Linked DNA regions of Homo sapiens: region 2 is linked to region 1. A link is an interaction called in ENCODE POLR2A ChIA-PET data of the cell type or tissue named here. Cell type or tissue: MCF 10A. All regions are shown on one strand. Region 1 holds the start of FUBP1 (far upstream element binding protein 1). Region 2 overlaps MIGA1 (mitoguardin 1).

Region 1 (2,500 bases):
TATATGCTTGTTGCTAAACATGTTCAGAATTTCTTAAATTACGTGGAAAAAACCGCAGAACTAATATTAATGATGACCTTTTGTTGACTACTCCTAGTATTTCTGGTTATAAAAAAGTACAGGTACATGTTTATAATGCGTTCACATTAGATGTGTTACAACGGATTTTATGAATTCTAATTTTGACTCAATGTTCCTTCAACTGTCCCGGTAAAAAGTTAACTAAGTGAACTCCTAATGCAACGAAAACACAGCACAACACTGGTTTCTAATTATCATTAGCTTAAAACTAGTAAAAAATGCCCAGCACCTAGTACAATATGCATAGTGTCACAGAGAATAGGATTCTTTTGCTTACATGCAAATCTATACCAACACCATACATTTTGAAATGTTAAATATATTAGGGGACTATCTAAGAATGTAAAGTTCAAATTAAGGTATCTTTTATTTTCCTGGAATACACGCACTATTTTAACAGCTTTCGTCTGGGAAAGTGGTGCCTTCAGGGCAAATGCACGCACTACGTAATACAAAGAGGTCTGGTCAGTTTACGACTCTGAACTGAGAGGCAGATTCAAATTGAAACCTCTGGTATAATGGGCCTGAGGCCATTTTGAGAAATAAGGGGGGCGGACTGGTGGAACAGACTGACACGTAAATCCCGCCCAGAAAAAGGCTGCTTTCAAGTCCCTTCCTTGTAGAGGTGTGACGGTGAATGGTACTGAAAGCGGTTTTAATTGCGAGAGAGAACGGAAATGAGCTGTAAAGGCTACTTTAATGATAAATCCCTTCCCTTGCTATGGCTCCAGGACAGACCCTAGTTCTTTCCCAAACTCATTACCAGAACCTTCCATTAAATTGTGTGAAACTAACTGCGCTTTATCCCCTGGAAGAGGATCTTTATCTAAACTAGCTCACTGGAGACACGCGAGTGCCGCAGAAGCGGGAGAAAGACTTCAGGCCTTCTTTGCGTAGCACGCGTCGGGGTTCTAAGTGGATTAGGCACCAAGAACACAAAACTGGGTTCTGGTCTCTAATCGTTATTACCAACATGGGGAAACGTGTCTCTTCACATTTCAGCCCGGAAGAACACCTCTTTCCTCTTCCTCATGCGCTTAAGGGTAGCGGCCTACTCAGTCAGCGGCCAATTACCGTGAGCTTTCGGGATTCCGCCGCGCGGTCCACACTTACCTGCCGGGCTCTCTGCAGTGCATCTTTGAAAGCGTCGTTAACTCCTCCACCACCACCGCCGCCACCACCGCCACCAGCTGAGCCAGAAGAGGGGGGAGGCACTGTTGAATAGTCTGCCATGGTTGCACTATAAGAGCCGCTGCCGCCTGTTCAGAGACTTCCTCTCAGCTAACAGCTAAGAAAGAAAGAAAATGGCGGCCGTCGAAGCTCTATTACATTCTTGCGCGACCATCGTGCCGTAAAGGGGCGGAGACTGAAGGAACAAAATCTCGCGATGTTTCCGAGGCAACGCGCTGGTGTGGGTTAGGGCTGAGAAAGAACGACAGGAACAGAGACGTCGCGAGGATTAAGTTTAAGACTTCGCGAGAACAGAATTTCTTTTGGCACCTCCTCTCCGCGCGTTCTTGGGGTGAGGCTGGGTAATTGTTCCTGCAGGGTGGTGGGTGATAGTGGCCAGTTGACTGCGACTGTGTTTGGGTGGTGGGAAGCCTGAAGAAAAGGTTGTTTCTTACCGGTCGCTGCCTCAGGGAGGTAGTGCGGTAGAATTTTCCGCTATGGGTCATTCTCGGTGTCCGCGGGGAAGGGCGTGACAACGACGGGCGTGACGGCGAAGCAACAGTGTCTCGAGAGCGCTGCCGCCCGGAGGGCGCCAGGAGAAGTGCGTCCGAGACGCCGCGCGGTGATGCTCCTGAAAACGTCTGCCCGGCGTAGCGGGAACCCAGCATGATTTTCAGGGTAGTAAAGTGTCCCTGTATTTTACTTACAGACTGTCCGATTTTTTAGTTTTATCACGAGGGTGGGTGTTGAATTCAGGCTGGAAGCCTGTTAGTTCTCGACCATATTTTAAGTTTTTTGTTTAAAATAATGTGGATGAGGCTCTAAAAGTATGACTGCCCTTTTCTTTATCCAAAAACGTGATTGTTCTTAAAGTTCAGTGTTAGCCAGATTTAATAACCTAGTATATGTATGTGTCCATGGCCATTTTTATTAAGGGTTTTTTTTTGTTTGTTTGTTTGTTTTGAGAGTCTCGCTCTGTTACCCAGGCTGGAGTGCAGTGGCGCGGTCTCGGCTCACTGCATCCTCCGCCTCCTGGGTTCAAGCGATTCTCCTGCCTCAGCCTCCCGAGTAGCTGGGACAACAGGCGCCTGCCACCACGTCTGGGCTAATTTTTTGCGTTTGTAGTAGAGACGGGGTTTCACCGTGTTAGCCAGGATGGTCTCGATCTCGTGACCTCGTGATCCACCCGCCTCGGCCTCCCAGAATGCTAGGATTATAGGCGCGAGGCACTGCGCCCGGCCTGTTAAGG
Region 2 (2,500 bases), 150 kb before region 1:
TCATATTTTGTGTAGTTACACTTCCTGTGAAGAGTAGTATATATGTACAGTAGTAGTATTAGCAGGCAACACTGAAGCCTGTGTGATAAATGTTATTTTTGTGGCTGAAACAGAGGACTTTGAGATTCTTTTATATTGATGTGTAGGAACAGATTTAGATCTTAAACCAGGAATTTTTGTGGCTTTATTGAAAGCATTGCTTCACATATTTCAGATAAGTGTTTAGGCATCTTCCTAATCTATGTTTTTACAGAATGAGCTCACAGAATCTTGGGTCTGTAATATTTATTTAGCAAACATTTAATTTCCTAGTATATGTCAAACATGGTATAAGACACTGGAGAAATAAAGATGAAGATTTCATCTCTGCCTTTAGGCAATGCAGAGTCTAGTTTTGGAAACAGGCATTAAAAAATACACAGACAGTGGAGTAAGTACATAATAACATGTTTATAAAGTGCTATGGGAACACTAAGGAAAAGCATGTGATTATTCATGGAGCGGGGCTCATGGGAACGTTTCACAGGAGGAGTGACACTTAAAGAAAGATGGTCTGCTAGGGAGACAGTTGAGAAAAGAGCATTCCTAGCAGAGGGAAGAACATGGATCAAGGTGCAGAGTGGAGCCTGTTTAGGGAACTACAAGTTCTTTGATATGTTTTGGAAACACAATATAGGTGGGGAGTGGTAGGAGATGAACCTAGAAAGCTGGGCAGGACATAAATTATGAAGGTCCTTGCTTTGTACCTTTAGACAAAAGGGAGCCGTTGAGGATTATAAGAAGTCATAATCAAATTTATGAGTTTGAAGAAGTCTGGAAGTGTGGCTGGCACAGTTTAAATATTTTATCCATTTTTGTTGCTGCTCCTTTATAAGATTTTATTGAGTCAGTGAGACATCCTTTAAGGGAAAATTAGAGATTTTGCCAGCTTAGTACTGACTGCACAAATTCTCTGGCAGAGCATAGGAAAAGCTGTCAAGTAGAACCTCTTGACCACTAGAGAGATGTTATTCTTCTTTTTTGGTAAGCAGCCAGATAGAACATTTAGAAATACTGAATGAACTTGGCAACAAGAGGAAATACCTCAGCCTAACATCTTACATCAAATGTCAGCCCCAAGTTGAAGCTCTGAGACCTTGTCCTCTCCCATTCCTGCAGAATCATTGTGGTTGGAGGATAAACTCCCTGAGGGTTTATTTTTAGGGAATGATATGAATTGCCAGCTTAAGTTGTATACTCAGACATCTAAATATACAGAGTACACATTGTACAACATATGAGAAATTTGGCTTAGTAATTTCCTCCCATGTGTAAGGCTCATAATCTTATTTTTAAAGGGTTTAGTAATAACACAAAATGAAATCTAACTGGTATTATACAAGTTAAAGTAGGTTCAGAGAAGAAAGCAATATAATGAAAATTGTTGGGGTCCCAGAAACATGAGAAATTTCTGGTGCTTGCCTTTGCCTGTTTTGTGTTGAAGTTATGTCTTAACAGCTTGGATTTCTATGTCCAGGACCATCACTGCCCATATAAGGCCTTTATGTGATTTAGACAAAGGGCCATCCATGTAAGCCCCTTGGGAGGGGACCTTTGTGCCAAGAAGAAGGTCCACTTTCCTTCAGGAAGATGCAGGTCTAGTATTTGGGCTGGATTTCTGCCCCGACTTATTCCTGTGGCAGGGGACCTTTGTGTAACATACAGAATGACCAGTTGTACCTCGTGGCCCTGCTCAAGTCTCTGTAACTGCAGACCTAATCTTAATGACTTCTTGCTCCAGTTTGGGTTAATCTAGTCACTTCTTTCTTCTTTAAACAAAAGGGGGGAGGGTGTAGAAAATGCTGTTACTCTTCTAAAGTGTTTGAATGGTTCCCATTCCCTTTCCTTGTGTTACTCACTTTGCATTGGCAGCTGTACTTCCCAGTTAGGAATCACAGTTGTTGTGTTGGTCAATCATAGTATATAAAAATTTTGATAAATAGGGAATGCCAGAGACAACTATTGTGGAAATCTTCTTTTGGGTAATATCAGGCTGTTTTGTACATACATTATTTCACATGGGTGAAACTTTATACGTCATCACAAATCAAGAACTTTGACAAGTTCTCCTTTTTTCTTTTTTTTTATTATTCCCACCACCTCATCATATATAACTTTTTTTTTCTTTTTTAGAGGAACAGGGTCTCACTCTGTTGTCCAGGCTGGAGCGCAGTGGCGTGATCCTAACTCACTGCAGCCTCAAACTCCTAGGCTCAAGTGATCCTCCTGCCTCAGTCTCCTGAATAGCTGGACTACATTGTGCACACAACCATGCCTGGCTAATGTTTTTATTTTATATAGAGATGGGATTTCGGTATGTTGCTTGGGCTGGTCTTGAACTCTTGGGGTCAAGTGGTCCTCCCGCCTCAGCCTCCCAAAGCACCAGAATTGCAGGCATGAGCCACTGCACCTGCCCCAAGTTCTCTTTTCTTTTGTTTCAGTGGATTTTATTGTTTCTCTT

What was found. Peaks named below come from ENCODE experiments on the same cell type or tissue, not always from the same donor. Only the 100,000 strongest peaks of a DNase experiment are listed, where the experiment ranks them.
Region 2: POLR2A ChIA-PET joins it to region 1 with 10 read pairs; 6 of 35 experiments call an interaction of 5 or more read pairs at or near these places.

What each region holds. Positions count from the first base shown.
Region 1 is chr1:77,977,691-77,980,190 of GRCh38, forward strand. FUBP1 (far upstream element binding protein 1) reads right to left here and starts at 1,382. Exons shown (of 20, transcript NM_003902.5): 1 at 1,195-1,382. The coding sequence starts at 1,314. It also overlaps a transcript of DNAJB4 not described here. RefSeq lists enhancers at 946-995, 1,066-1,115, 1,126-1,185, 1,196-1,325, 1,636-1,785 and 1 more. In MCF 10A, a CTCF peak has its summit at 1,848; DNase peaks (open chromatin) are centred at 631, 1,481 and 1,801.
Region 2 is chr1:77,832,021-77,834,520 of GRCh38, forward strand. The region is part of intron 7 of MIGA1 (mitoguardin 1); the gene reads left to right. Among named protein-coding and RNA genes, the nearest start is that of MIGA1, 54 kb to the left of the region's middle. In MCF 10A, no CTCF peak of the experiment used is centred here; a DNase peak (open chromatin) is centred at 1,111.